2 separate regions of the Mus musculus genome follow, and region 1 is linked to region 2. A link is a loop called in an ENCODE intact Hi-C map of the cell type or tissue named here. Cell type or tissue: heart. All regions are shown on one strand. Region 1 overlaps Exoc6b (exocyst complex component 6B). Region 2 overlaps Exoc6b (exocyst complex component 6B).

Evidence for each region. A loop is a pair of places that touch in the nucleus more often than their neighbours do. Peaks named below come from ENCODE experiments on the same cell type or tissue, not always from the same donor. Only the 100,000 strongest peaks of a DNase experiment are listed, where the experiment ranks them.
Region 1: a loop joins it to region 2, with 1.8 times the contacts of the local background. A loop is called at or near these places in 2 of 42 quality-filtered maps.

What each region holds. Positions count from the first base shown.
Region 1 is chr6:84,626,538-84,634,537 of GRCm38, reverse strand. All of the region lies in intron 20 of Exoc6b (exocyst complex component 6B), which reads left to right. Among named protein-coding and RNA genes, the nearest start is that of Cyp26b1, 37 kb to the right of the region's middle. In heart, a CTCF peak has its summit at 3,927; DNase peaks (open chromatin) are centred at 2,737 and 4,057.
Region 2 is chr6:84,880,560-84,888,559 of GRCm38, reverse strand. All of the region lies in intron 8 of Exoc6b (exocyst complex component 6B), which reads left to right. Among named protein-coding and RNA genes, the nearest start is that of Exoc6b, 180 kb to the left of the region's middle. In heart, no CTCF peak of the experiment used is centred here; no DNase peak of the experiment used is centred here; H3K27ac peaks cover 2,282 bases.

The sequences.
Region 1 (8,000 bases), 250 kb after region 2:
CTGTTTAGAAGTTTCATACTGCTGACCCAGGAAGGATAAGGAGGTGTGACATTGTTGGAGGAGGTGTGTCACTGGGGCTGGGCTTCGAGATTTCAAAATACAGTTAGCTTGCTCTCTTTCTGCGTCATCCTAGTTGTAAGCTTTCAACTGCTGCTCCAGCACCATGTCTGCCTGCCTGCTTCATTGCTCCCCACTATGATGGCCATAGACTCACCCTCTGAACTATAATCCCCAATAAACTCTTTATTCTATAAGTTGCCCTTGTCACATTGTCTTATCGTGACAATAAATAAGTAACTTAAACAGCGTGAATTCCATAGCACTCATGTGGAGGACAGGGGACAACTTTGGGTGTCCGTTTGTACCTTCCACCTTGCTGCTTGTTAATGTGCACCAAGTTGGGATTCTCCCATCTCCACCTCCTGTTTCAGTGCACCCAGGTTTACGTGGGTTATAAGGATACCAACTCAGGTCCTCATGTTTGCATGGCAAGACTCTTACCCACTGAGCTATTGCCCCGACTCACCAATCCATGTTTAATCCTTCACAGGTTTCATTTCAGTTTATTAAATGGCAGTAATACCTATGAGTGTTGGCTTTTCTGAGCGTTATGTACCATAAGTAAGCAAGATACATACCTAGCACTTGCCATGTGGTAGATGTTCCCATTATCAGGTCTCTCTGCTCCTCCTACTTCTGTTCCTTGGCTTCTATTAGTCGGTTTGCTTACAATTCCCTGTTTTCTTCCCTTTAATCTGACAGAATGGAACTGTCAATCTCCTGAGTTTTTATTCTTCCTCACTGGGAATTTCACATACAGAACTTGATGTCTAGGTGTCACCTTTGACTCTCAGGGGCAGGTGCTAGGCTAGTTAGAACTTTTTAGCAAGTTGTTTTACCACCTGTTTCCAAAGTGAGCTTGAGGAAATATGAACACACACATATAATTAAATTATATTTAATTTAAAATAATAATTAGTAACTAAAATATAATTAGCAACTATAATTAAAAGGAAGAGAAAATGTCTTAACTCTATAAGGATAGCATTCTAGCATTACCAAGAAGTAATGCTAATATACTGCAGGTGTGAGGGGACGATTCCTTATGAAACTGAAGTTTTCAGAGGAGCGACAAAGAGCAGCTCTTGGTTCTTTTATCAGTCTATTGATTAGTTCCAGCTTTTGGCAGTGAAATTCCAAATTCAGTTTTATTCAGCTCTACCTCCTCAAATGAGGAAACAAAAGGTTGAAGAAGCTAGCAATCACTAGCCTTCTGGCCAGACCCAACTATATGTCCTGGGTTATATTTATTCTCAGCTTACCAGTGTGTAAGAGCATTCTCTACTTTACTATCTTAGTATTCGGCATGTTTTCTTAGGCCTAGAGAAAGTGCCTGGGCTGGGATTTGTAATTGCAACCCACAGAAGGTCTACAACTTTTTCTTAATTTACACATCTATGGTAAGGACCAAAGCCATTCATTATGACTTTATATGATAGTTTTCTTGCTTGTTTTGTTTTGTTTCTTGAGACAGGATCTTATCATATAACCCAGCCTGTCCTGTAACCCACTGTGTAACCCATACTAGCCTTGAACTCATGATCCCCACTTTTTCAGCCATCAAAGTGTTGAGATTGCAGGTATGCTCCAAAACACATAGTTATAATAGTTTTCCTTGTATATTCTAGCCAGTTTCTCCAAACTTTTCATTGAGCACCACTATTGGTAAAATAAAATTCAAAGATTTGCCTTTAATGTATATTTATATTTATGACAATTTATTAATCAACTATAGACGTGAATAAATACAAAAGATATCCTAAGCCACATCTTATTCCCACTGCAGTTTGATATAGAGCATTATCATCACCTTTATAGACCTCTGTGTATATGTGCACACATTGTATATGTGTGTGCATATTTACTTGCATATACATACTTAATGCTAATTAATATTTCAAGGTTTGTATTTTTTATATAGGCTAAGAAGAGTTCATCACTCATAGCTCTGGGTATAAATCATATTTTAAATATATTTTCTGATCATTTTAATTGTAAGGGCTGTTTGTCACATCCAATGGATTTTACTTTCTAAAGTAGGTGATACAGAGTTTGTATTGTGGTTAAGACTCTTGAATTCTGTCATTGTTTTGATGCTTGCTTATGCTTACACTGTCGAAACACTTCTATCTATGGCCCCTTTGCAGAGATGCTCCTAAATCTGCTCGGTTTGGGCTGGGGAATGTGTGGTAGTTGAGTTAACAACTCAGTAATGGAGTCCCTAAGCCATACAGTAGTATACTAGCAAGGCCCTGCCTTTGTCCCCTCCAAAAAATGAGACACAGCCACTGGGCAGCATCACTAGGAGTGTTTAATACTAGGGGCCTCCAGAAGCTCCTGTGTGCCCAGCTAGACACAACTGTGAAGGCACTTTCAGCCTACCTATCTTTCCCTTGCTCTGCCAAGATAGCCTTAGAAGGGAAGGGCCTAGAGAGGCAACCTAGAAACAAACATCTATCATTTATCATTAAAGTAAATAAATATTTCTGGACATATTGTTTTCTTTCAGGAGAAAGTACTGTTGCTTAGTTGACAGAGCTTCCTGATGCTTACATGCAAGTGGTAGGGATATGGGAACAGTAAGAAATCAGCCACACACCCATGACTTGCTTTTTCCCTTCCCTCTTCCTGCTGAGGGAAAAGGGGGTGGGGCAGACCCTTCTAGAAGCTCCTGGAGCCAGCTTGCAGCATGGCCATTGTCGCAAGGTTTGAGTAGAGATCCAGAGAGCCCAGGAGGGTTCTCTAGTCCCAGTTTTGTCACCGGTGAAAATCCAGAAGCCTCCTGTGGGCTGCTGTGAGCCCCTGTATATTGTCCATCTTGGTGCCTCCTGGGCTTCTGTTTCTGCAGGAAGCTTGCAGCTCTCTAGTTGTGCTTTGATACATGCAGAAAGAGGCAGGAGAGAGGCTGGCCAGCCTGCCAGCCTTTACTCAAGCATCGGGAGGGAACCAGAGATCTGTCTAAACTAGACAGCAACAGCTTTGAAAAACCTCCTTACTCAGTTTCCAGGTCTCCATAGTTACCCAGGACCATTAGCAATGTCTTTTAGCCCTTCACATACATGTTCATTAAATTGCCTCTCTTCCAGATCTGCCTCTTAACTACCTGCCCAAATTTCTCCTCCTTTCTCTGCAGATGCTTCTGTATCTTGAGGGGCTTGCCTATAATAATGAGGTTCTTACCTCCTCCTTGTGATTAAGTGTCTTGTCTTTCTTTTCTTTAATTTAATAGATATGAGAGATATCACATCTTGAGAGACAACACACACACACACACACACACACACACACACACACACACACACAAACTGCCCTTCTTGACCTGGATCTAAAGCTAGACTTCCCTGAAAAGTCCAAGAGTACAGCTTTAGGCTTTCCTAGCATATGGTAGCATTCGTCATAGCTACTGGCCTCAACTATTACTACACAGAAACAGCCATAGATAAGCTAGTAAACACTAAACTTCCAATAAAACTTTATTTTTTAAAAGGGGTGGGGGTAGTGATTATAGTTTTCCATCTGCCCTAGAAAATATCAGGGAGCATTCTTGATAAAAGCAAGTAGAGAGGCTGCCAGCTGAAACTCCGTGCCCTTAACATCAAGGCCATTTGTCCCTTGCTTTCTTTCTCCTAGTTATTTCCAAAGTACTCTCAAGAGACACCCTTGTCAGCTTCCTCGCCTGGCATCCCCTCACCCCTGCCAATCCCCACATGTCTGGATAGGGTCTCAAAGCCCTTCGTATGAACTGGGCCATCTTCTTAAAGTATCTTAGTGTGCATTACTCTGCATCTGCTCATTTACCAGCCTCAGTTCAAGTCTAGACATGGCATCTCACCATCTTCCCTGTGCAGTACCCAGGAGTGCCTGCTACATTGTTGGCAGTATGTTTGTTAAAGTCATTTGTTCCTGTTCTGACATTTGCCCAGATGTCTGTATCAGGAAACATTTCTGGGGTCATGCAGGAGGCAAGCCAAAGCTGTTCTTTGAATTGTATGGCTAAGGGCATGGGGTCAGGGGAAATCCTGGCAATAAACACAGATGGGTCATGGTCAGGTCTTCTGTTCAGCAGTTTCTCTACCGTCTCCCTGGGTCTGCCCTCAGCTGTTGATAGAAGCATTATCTTTGGTCAAACTCTCAGTTGGGGAACCCTGGGCCTGTATTTGTTCTTACTGTGTATGCCCTGCTGCCTCCTGAAAAGTACCTGTATGGCGTAGATAAAGAAAAATGTCTTATGATGATGTGATGAGTTCATCCTGTCAGGCTGTCAGGGAGCAAGGGACTCCTGCCTAGTGTTCCAATGGTCCTGCTCCTTTCTATAAGGAAACTACTTACAGAAGATACAGCATATTTAGAATTTTGTGAGGTTATATAAATATCTTGGAAAACATGCTAACATTATAATCTTGTACTCTATCCTGTTTAGCATGAAGAATTCTTTTGGATGTTTATAAGGTACACACTCATGTTTTCCTTTCACCTCAAGGACAGTCCTGTTTGCAGAGCACAGTTTTTACAGAAATCAGTGGGCCTGTTCAACAGAAAACTTGTCAGCAGATCGAGCTATGAGAAGCAGAGTGTGGGCTCCTGTCAAAGTGTCCATTGCTGTATATACCTACCTTCATTCCTACCATTCTTTGTTCTCTGTGGAATCTATATAGCATGCTAGAAGGAAGAGATGTTACCAACTTGAGGTTGGGCCCGTGCTATCTAGTAGAGCCTGTGCAACCATGACCAGCATCCTCTTCTGTGCTGCTCATGGGTGTCTTCCCTTGGAACCCTGAGGTTAGATAGCCAAGACTGGGCTCCGTCCCAGTATGGATGCCTCCCCTCAGTTTGATGCTTCCTTTGTCCTCAGGCAGTCTTCCCCTAGTGCCAGCTGGAAGGACCCTAGCTTGGCCCACTTGTCAGATTGGTTTGGGAAAACACAAATTGTAAGTTTTGGCCCATCATCTGCCCAGTGTTGTTGCTATAAAATGTCAGCTCACCTATTGTATTCCTTTTAATATGTAGTTATTGGGAACCTGGCTAGGAATCTAGAAGTATATTGTTCAGTGCTGTGGAGATGTCACGGGATATATGTCATTCTCACCCTTGGGGAGCTGCTACTCTCCCTACAACAAAAGACCTCACAAAAATAACCTAAGCAAGATGCAGATGCATTGTTTCCTTTGTGGTCTATCATCTCTTAAACATGACTTCTAGTTTATTTAAACACACAGAGAGAGAGAGAGAAAGAGAGACACACACACAGTGTTTATATGCTAAATCATTAATTAGAGAAAAGCTTCTAGATGTTAAGTTCAAATATAGTTCCATGGGAGGAAAAGTACAGGAGAGTAGCTATGGGGTGCCCTTCATATTAGAAAAAGTCGAGTATGAGAAAATACATGTGCTTGTTCTTGGCTCATGGTTTGAGGGAACAGTCCCTCATGGCAGGGAAGGGGCGATAAGAATGGCTCCGGCGTGGCAATTGGATTGTGAGGCAGCTAGTCACATTGACCCAGTCAGGAAGCAGAGATGATGGTGCTCACCATGCCTTCCTTCCCCTTCCTCCCCTTAGGTTCATTGTGGGTATCCAACTACACATATGCCAGATCTTCTGTGCGGAGTTAAACCACTCTGGAAATACACTTACAGATACAGTGAGGTGATTCTAAATCCAGTCAAACTGACAGTGAAGATTATTAACATCACATCCTGGGAGAGGAGGTTCATAGCTGAAGAATTAGCAAGGAAGGCAGAAAGCATCCAACAATCTTCGTTTTCCGTGAATTGGCATAGTAACTAGCTGAGTCCAGAAGGAGTCACAGGCTGTACCCTCTACCAGGCTTTCTGTGTAGTTCTTTCTGCCCAAGGAGTAGACAGGTACCCAGAGAGCTTGATTCAATACTAAATTGTAAAGCTTCTTTGGGATTGCCATCATTAGCCACAGCAAGTCATCTACCAGAATTTTTAGTATCTTTTGTGCTGAAGATGTGTGTGAACTAGTCACACTGCAAAGGTCAGCAGACCTGCATTATCTTTACACTGTCCCACCCCAAGTCTTTCCTGGAACTTTGCATTTGTCCTGCTGTTAGAACCTGGCTTTTCTCTGTCTAGGGAGCTACACCTGGGAAAAGATTTTGCTTTTCATGCCTTTGGATTTTTCTAGTCTCTCTCAGCTACAAATGCAAAAGAGAAGGTCTTTAAGTTTGGCCTAGCTTCAGAGGAGCTCCTAACTTGAAATAGAATCAGTGAAGATTTAAAAACAAACAAAGAAACGGCTACAACCTCTTTGAGAATGCAGGCCAGGAAGCCATCCTTATTGTTAAATACTACTTGTCCTCTGCCTCTCTCTTCTCCCTGCCATCCTGAATCAGAATCACAACTTAATATTAAACAAGAGGAAGCTCAAAATAATGAAGAAATATAGCATTCAGCAAAGCAAGGTCTCCACTTGGTGCAGCTGTGCAGCACGGGGCTCTTCTATGTGCTGTCCCACAGAGGTGCATATTTGTATATGATAAAGAGTTGTTATTATGATAATAACTTGTGAAATATCACAAACTGCTACACTGGTTTAATTCTCCTGTTCTGAATGAATATCCTAAACAAATTACCTGTTTGAGATCAAAGTACCATTTAATGACTGATTGAGTTCTCCTTTGATCAAATTAGCTCTAACTTATCACTGTGTCCTACTCCAGAAATGTTGGTATTTAATCACCCAGGTTGGCAGTAAAATGCTCCCCAAATCTTATATGTGGTCTGTCAACTCTTAAAAAACAAAAACAAAAAAAAAAAAAACCCACAGTGTTTGTATGCAAAATCATTGATTAAGGAAAACTTTAGGTATTCAATTCAAATATAGGAGGAAAGGTCCACCTGTGAAGGTGTGCCCTTCATATGAGAAAGAGGAAAGCATGAGAAAACACATCTGCTTGTTTGTCCAAAAACAGAAGCACAATAAAACGAGCTGTGCTACCTGCAGAAGTAGATGGGAAAGGAGCAGAGAGAATGGAGAGTGGGCGAGCCTACACTAATAACTCCAGAATGATGACTGTAGTGGATTGTAAGTGTGAGCAGAGATGCCTCACTTCTGTGCTTCCTATGTGGCTTTCACTTCTAGAACTACAGCTTTATTTCATATGCCACAAAGTGAACAATTGAAGTTAAGCAGAATGTAACTGAGTGCAGACGTAGCGGGAAGAAGGACAACCCAGATGAAAGTCATCACAGCAAATGCTTAAAGGAAACACTTATCTCAGTGACTACAAACCACCAAGGGCTAAAGCAAGCGCCATGTCCAAGCTCTGAGCTCTAGTTGGTAAACCTGTGTCTGACAGGTGTGTGTTAGGAACTCTGAAAACACTTTATGCTAGAATTGAAGAAATAAGCCAACTAGTGTAATAATCTTTTAGAAAAAGAAGTAATCAGTCAGGAAAGGGGGCAAGACTAGAATGGGTCTGAGTGATATATTGGACTTGGAGACCTCAGTGTGGACTTGTGGCCTTGCTACATATGCACCCATGAGTAAAGCAGTACGGGTGGGTACACACATGCTTTCTTTAGCTCTGTTACCAAAGAGGCTTTTAGTAAAGCATCCCCCAGCAGAAAAAAAAAAGTGTACCCTGTGCAGATCTTGGCTTCTAAATAACATTCTTCTTAAGAAAGCACCAAAGCACCTCACATAAGAGATTGATTAAGGTGGGAGGCCATGAACGATAGAAGGTGAGCTTGGAACATCTCGGAGAACCTGAAAGGAAGTATTCAAAATAGAAAAGAGTCAGGTCAAAAATATAGAGACCAGTGCCAAAGAATCCCTAGTAACTAAAGCTGGAACAACAGACAACAAAATAATGACTATAATGGATTATATCCTGCCATAGTAAGTACACAGAAGGTCATACTGATATGTGTGATTAGATAAACAGTAGGGAGAAACAATGCTTTTTCTCACAGAA
Region 2 (8,000 bases):
CTTAGTCTATTTTCTCCCTTTTATAGCATGGTTTTCTTCCTCTCTGCTAGCCTCTCTCTCTTATTAAAAAATTTATAGTAAGCCTTTATCAGCATTAAATCTGGGCAGATATCTCTCTCTGTGCTCTTAGAATCTACTTTCCTATGAACAACTCCCAGTGACTACTTACTCGGCTCTCTCTGTACTGCTCTTAACTCCAGCTGGCCAGCCCTCATGGCCATGACTTTAAGATTCTTATCCTATGGTGTCTTCTCCTCTCTCCACCTCTTTTTTCTCCTCATGGTCTCCTCACACCCCAAGCCTATGTCTCTTCTGCCCAGCTACTGGCTGTCTACTGGCATCTTTATTTAACCATTTGCTGCCTGCTTTGGTGTTTGTCAGCTCATCTTTGTGCCCTTCACTATTCCCAGAGTTCTGCTTGTGCTACTGCTCTGTTTCTTGCTAGAGGTGCATGCTCTAGATCTGGGCATGGGCTCAGCAGTAGAGTATGTGCTTAGCATTGAGTGAGGATCTGGGTTCTGTCTCCCCTAATGACGACAGCAACAAGCAAACAAACAAAGAAAACCACTGCACTCAACTTTATGGAGATTTCTACAGGTGGTGGAAACTTAGCATCAATGTGTCTCTTACACTTCACTGGCCCTGCAGGCTTCTGAATAAAATTAAGAAAGCCATATTTTTTTTCTTATCACCAGTTAGAAATCTACACTGTTATTGGGTTTTCCTGAGTATCATATCTTGACCTGTAGATGTTGTGAATATAATTGAATTTTATTATCATAGGCCATTGCCTTCATTCACATATTAATCATAGCTGGTTAAACACTCACTTTATTTCTCTACCCTAATAGTGAAAACAGTATTCCCTCTACCATCAGGGAGCTCCTGCCATGTCTAGCATGGACTACCTGCTTCATTTTACTGACCATCTATCTTGTAAGACACTGAAATGTCGAAGAACAAAGCCAGTCATGGCTCTTTAGAGGTCTTCCACATTTCCTATTGCTTATCATCTTGCCTTTAGTTTCTGAAGCATGCTGTGGTTGTCATCCTTTCTGCACATTAGCCCTTCTATCAGTCACTACTCTCATTTCATTGAGTTTTAAAAATTTTGTTTCACTTTAATTTCACATTTCTTACTTATTTCATACCTATCTTCCAGCAAATTTTTCCTAATATTGCAGACTGAAATCAGCAGATCTGTTCTCCACATTTATGTAGGGCCTGGTGTGTAACTCTGTGTTTATTGTACCAGTCATCATAGTCTAGTGGATTCTTCATCAATAGGGCAGGTACAATGTTAATTTAATCTGGTATTTTTGTTTTTGCCTTACTAATTAATATTAGAAATATATAATAGTCAGTGTTTGTTTATGATTGTAAGAGATAACCACCCTTTTTTTGATCCTTAAGCAAATCCAATATTTTCATCTCAGGACATATTATTCACTGCCAGGGCAGGGACTTACGTAGTGGGGGTTGGGGCAGCTCTGTTGCTGTCCAACGGAAGGATCATAACACAAGTAACAAAAAGTTCTAATATTTTGTCATTTACAATAGTGTTTATCTGAACTTTTGGCCTGGAGCATAACAAGGCACACTTTGAATAAACATGGCAATATTTATTATTTTTAGTGAAACCGACCTTCCATTCACCCCCCTTTATGGTTGTGCTGCTTATAAATTCCCAAAGGATTATTTGAAAAATCCTACTTATATCTGCCAGCCTTATCAGTAGGGCAGAAGTTCATGTATTGTAACAGGAGGTCAGATTTCGGTCATGGTCTTATAGATGGGGCCAAGCACCTGTAACTCTTCCTCTGGTGACTGAAGTGAAGTACAATATCAAACAGGCAGTGAGACTTTTCTAGGAAGTGCTGAACTTTGACAGGAAGGACAAAGTTTGGTGGGTGGAGGGGAGGGAAGAAAGTGAACAAGGGTCAGATAATGGTGGAGACTTGGGCCTTGATGTAATCATACAATCGAAGTGTGTGGGAGCAAAGGTAGATGTATTGTGTAGAATTGTTTTAAACAATTGATATGGTTTAAATCTTCAATTTACAGCTTAAAAACATATAGTTTAAAGATCGGCAGGTGAGAAAATAAAACATCAGAGTCATTAGAGAAAAAAAACATTTTTTTTTTAAAGGAAAAAACAATCTCAAAGTTCTCCTGTTAAGGAAGTGATGGATAATAACGGGGTTCTTGTACATTGTGCATTGTTCCTGTAAAGATGGATGGACTGTCTGTCTAGTGAATACATAAATGAGTCTGCCTAGCATATTTTATGAAACCTTTAGTGACCCAAGGTTATCTGCCATATTTATGGGTTGCAGCCTTCAAATCAACTTCAGTCCAGTAGGGATTTGCATAAACTTTAAGCTCCTTTATATACCGAAGCATCTTTCTAAGTTATCTTGAGGTTAACCATGCCAATCCATCTTATGCACAGCATATAACAAGATGCTTAGGTATTATGGTTTCACAGAAGAGCAAGCCTGTGAATAAAGCCAGAGCCTCTATTTCTTGGGTTTCACTTATAATCTTCCTTCCTAGTGGCATTGTGGTCTCCAGTTATCTATATGATATGATCTATAACAATTTAAATTCCCATATTAAAAATGTTGACAAAATGTACACCTTTGATTTATGATTTTTATGCATGTGTGTTATAATAAAAAGCGTTCTTTCTAGATTTCTGACATCTTTGGTTAGCAATTTTAGCAGTAATCCAGATGTTTCTTAATGTACAACACCAACCCCTTATTATTACTTGAATCTTGAGAACTGCAGTTCTGTTCTTCAGTAGCCTAAGGAGACTGTAGAGAAGTATAGGAAAGAGTGGAGTGTTTCTCTGTATTATTACAGAGGCAGCAATCTGCTGAGTACACATCTGTGCCCCAGAATAGCTAATGCCAGGTCTACTTGAGTACCCATTGTGTTAAGGCCCCTGAGAGCATCTTGCCATCTTGATTTTTCTGTTGTTTTAGAAGCCTTACCTAGTCTAAATGTAAGATGTATTTGAAAAGGAGTCTGTTGCCTTGTCATAAATCTCTATTCTCCAGGCAGCCTTTCTTTATGACAAGCTGATGACCTGCTTTTTTTCTTAAGAATATGATATCCTCTGCAAGTGAGCTAATAGCTGTTTTATGACCACATATATTAGCAATATCCAGCACAGAACTGTTAGAAAGAAAATGTGTTAAGTTTCAGCTCATATTCATTCTCTCTCTCTCTCTCTCTCTCTCTCTCTCTCTCAGACTCAGTTGTAGTTAGAAGTGAATCAGTATCAGGCCTAGAATTTATCTCATTTCTACCCCAGTGGTAGCCAAGATAGCATGGGGTGGGGAGGAACCTTCTTGGAACATGTTTCCCCCACTTTTTTTCTTCCCCACCAGGGGTCAAGATAGTATGTGACCTCCCAATGTTAATCTGCAGATTTACCCTGGTGTGGCCTTCAGCGGTAGCTGGGGAAAGTGACAACCATGATCTTAGAGCAGCAGGCAACAGGAGGAAAGAATCCGGAAACTAGAAATAGGTATGAGCAGCTCTGAGTGACGCATCTTAGTGAATGTTAAATTTCTTATTAAAATTTGTTAATGAACTTTGATAGAAGTTGACTATTAACTAAAATGTTTTGGAAAATAAATAGTTGAAAAGTTTGTGACCCTATTGGAGTTGTAAATTCAACAAAATGATTAGCTTTAGCAGTCTTACTTATTCTCAACTTCTTGATTCTGTAAAGACTGAAAGACAGCAGCGAGTGTTAGATGATGGCTCAGCTCCCAACTCGTCATTTACACTGTCACATCTGAAGCTAGCATGTAAAAGCTTGAAGAAGGGTAGTGAAATCCCATCCTTTAGACACAACAAAACCGTGCAGTCGTGGACTCAAAGCAGCTGCAATTCCTTGTACTGGTCCTCCACAAGACAAGGCCCCTGAGCAGTCAGCTGTGAATAGGGGAGTGGCTCATGGGACCCTACCTCTACTGCTAAACTGTAGGCTACTGGGCGGATTCTGGGACAGGGGAACTACTGTCTTTAGTTTTGTATGCTTTGTCATACCCACCACTTTCCAATGCATTCTTCCAACTTCAAGGCCACACAGAAGGCCCTAATCAAAATCAGAGGAACACAAACACAAAGATATGAATGTGGGAAAGAAATTAGCAGGACAGGTGTTGAGAGGGTGGGGCCTGAGGGGGCTGGGGGGACTGGGATGAGAGCCATCAGAATATGTATGAAATTATCACACAAGAAGTTTACTTAAAGAGAGGCCCATTGGACACGCAAACATTATATGCCCCAGTACAGGGGAACACCAGGGCCAAAAAGTGGGAATGGGTGGGTAGGGGAGTGGGGAGAGGGTATGGGGGACTTTTGGGATAGCATTGGAAATGTAATTGAGGAAAATACGTAATAAAAAATATTTAAATAAAAAAGAAAAAATGTTGATTCCTCAGGTAGTTGGAATAAAATGTTTACAAACTAAAAAAAAAAAAAAAAAATCTGCTCCTAAAGTTATGTTTTTTAAAGCTATCATATGTGGCCGATTATGCTGAAAGATACAAGATAATCAGAACAACTTTTCAATAAGCTCATAATTTAGTTTATCTAGAGATAAGCTGCTTTGTAAGAGACCCAGAGAGTTGTTTCTAAAACGTCCTGGGAGCAGGAATAGAAGGGGAAGTGGGTGCTCTCTGCAGATCTAGAATAGCGTTGTTCATGTCTGATTATCTATTGGAACTTTATTTTTAAGAACTCTAGGTGATTCTATATGCTTTAGGCCAGATTCCACTTGCCCCACGTTGTAATTGTTTTATTCTAATTTTCATGGATTTTATTTTCCCTCTTAAAACATTCTTGTATATTCCCACAGTATCTAAGACACATAGTTATACCTTTAAGGAACCAACTTAGACAGAAAAGAGCCAGACACATTCTACTTTCTTCCCATGGTGATCTGGAATACATTTAAGTAGTAAGAGCACATTTTATGTATTTTCTTTAGAGATTTTTCTTTGAAGTGTGAACAGTTTTGTCCTGAAGTGTTTAGCAGCTAAGAGTCTATTCTGACACTTTGCAGATTCCTGCCACTTTCCTACTGTGTCGCAGGGCCTCAGAGAGCCACTGACCACCAGTGCCTGGTGAGGTTAGATAGGAGTAAACACTGTGTAGATCACAGAGAAGGAGCTGAGGGCAAATACTTTGTGCACTGCATTGATAAGGACACAGGAAGAGCATTTCTCCTGATAACCTTCCTGCAACGTAGACTAACGGGCTCTGGTTTGTTCTAATTGTCATAATGCTCGTTTAACCCCGTGACCTTATTACCCATGGGCATATATATCACTTGTCTCTGAATAAAACAACAGAAAAAAAGAAAGAGAGAAAGATAAATGAGTAAAACCAAAGCTTATTTGCAGATAACTGAACTTCTCGTGTGTGCTTAGCTGCGTGTTTTCATGTATGCTAAGCAACGATGTCACGTAGACAATTTTACACACAGCATATGATGACTTCAGGCTCCAACAAAGGAAGCAAGACAGTTACATATGACACTGAGTGATGGTAAATACAGTTTAATCTCAATCGTAATATAAATTGAAACTGTGTTGTTTCTAATTATTTGCTGAATAAAGTAACTTTTGTGCCTGGTATAAGTAATTTGCGTTGGACTCTCGCCTTATCTCTCCCTATATCTCTGCATTTTCCTTCCGGTTGTTCATGGTGTATTCTGCTAGCCAGTGTGCTCTCCCGTGATGGGTTCCAGATGGTTGTTGTTGTTGTTTTTAATCTATTGATTTGTGTGTGTGTATGTGTGTGTGTGTGTGTGTGTGTGTGTGTGTGTGTGTGTGTGTGTGTTTAGTGAGGTTTGGGTATGTACACAGGTGCATGCAGGTGTACATGCACATGGAGGTCAGAGGCTGAAATTTGATGTCTTCCTCCACTGTTGTTTACCTTTTGATACAGGCTCTCTTAATGAACCTGGAACTCATTGCTTTGGCTAGGCTGGCCGGTCAGATCTCTGGGGATTCACCTGTCACTGCTTCCCCTATGCTGGGATTGACCATATGCCCCTGTGGCAGATGTGTGCGTGTGTGTGTGTGTGTGTGTGTGTGTGTGTGTGTGTGTGTGTATGCAAGTCTGTGCTCATGGACTCAGATCCATCCTGTGAGACAGGTACTTTGCAGGCTGAGTCATCCACCCAGCCCCACCTTCTTCCTTTAGACAGCGCTTGGAAAATTGTACTATCTTTATATTTCCTCCATCTCAGGTAGCCAGTGAGACATAGCTGACATGATTTTTTCTTCTCCTTTATATTTTATATTATGTTCCTATAATCTATTTTGTTTCTGTCATATTTCTTTGAAAACAGAAAATTTTTTGTTATGTTTACCATACCTAAGTTGTCTTCTTTCTGGATACTGTTTTAATATATTAGGTAGTTTTAATATCATGTGTGAGGGGCATCAGTGACTGTAGCCAATGCCTGTGACTTAGCACACAAGATCACACATAAGACAAAGGACCTTCCTTTTGTTCTTGGGGTGGGGTTAGTTTATTGGAGCAGTTATGTAATTAACATGCATACCAATGATCCTCTTAACAGAAGCAGATTTCATAGCTGAAGTTCATGCATGGTTTTGGTTCTTAATAGCAGGTGTCATGAAGAGTGCTTCTTAAACTTACAGGTAGAATGGGCTTATTTTACATTTTGGGAGCATGTAAAGTCTAAGTTTTGAACTTGGTGGATTCTGTACTTTCTTGAATTTCTATAGCTCAAACAAGCCATGGTTTAAAGCAGTGATTCTCAATCTTTCTAATGCTGTAACCCTTTATAAACTTCTCATGTTGTGGTGACTCCCAATCAAAAAATTATTTTTGTTGCTACCTTATAACTAATTTTGCTACTATTATGAATTTTAATGTAAAGATCTATGTTTTCCAATGGTCTTCAGTGACCCCTGTGAAAGGATTGTTTAACCCCTAAAGGAATTGCGAGCCAAATATTGAGAAACACTAGTCGAGAGGTGGTCATTTAGGACTTGACACTGGAGTGGATGATCTGTTTACTGAATCCAGACTTCCCCAGTAAAAGCATGGTTCCTGTTCTCATAACTCATCTTATTTAGAGCTTCTATATTTTTCCATATTGTGAGATAAACTAATAAACAGCTGTAGAAGAACTGAGTGAGTAAGATGTAGGATACCCCAAGAAGGCACTGCTTGAAAAAGCCCAAGGACCACACAAGGTGCTTGAAACCAACCAGCAGCTAACATGACTGGGCTATTTTAGGTTGAGGTTCTCATAGTTCATTGACCTGTTTGATTTCCCACTGAGCCTCAAATAAAACACAATAGGTATTAAGTTACTGTGCTTTTTAAAAAAATGTTTGTTTGAGATATGAAATATAGGCCATAGGCTGGGCATGGTGGCACACACTTATAACCCTGGCATTGGTGAAAAAGTCAGGAGGAACCAGAGTCTAAAGGCAATTTGAACTACGCACCAAAACTATCTCAAAAATTTTAAAGTGTGCTTATTTATGAAATTCATAGCTGTTCAGATTGTATTTGAATTCATGTACGAAAAACTGTCTTAATTATTTAAACTGTGGATTTTGTTGTTGTTTGTTTATTTGCTTTTTTGACATTTATTGAGTATGAAAGTTCCAGATATCCAGCATGGATAAAATGTCAGATAACCAGCCAGGTATCTGGTACCACTATTCTCTCAAGTTCCACGGGGTCAGCTTTTCCTATTCTACATGTAGTGAGATCAGGTAGTACTGGCACATTGTTCCAGGCTTGTTTTCATTTAATGTAATGATCTTCATGTCCACCCATGTAAAAATGTGATAGCATTTCATTTACTTTTATGGAAGGATAGTTTTCCATTGTTTATCTATACTAAACAATCTTTTCATTAATTAATGAGCATGTAGATTACTATAATTTCCCAGCTGTTGTTTATAGTGCTACAAAGCAGTTGGAGA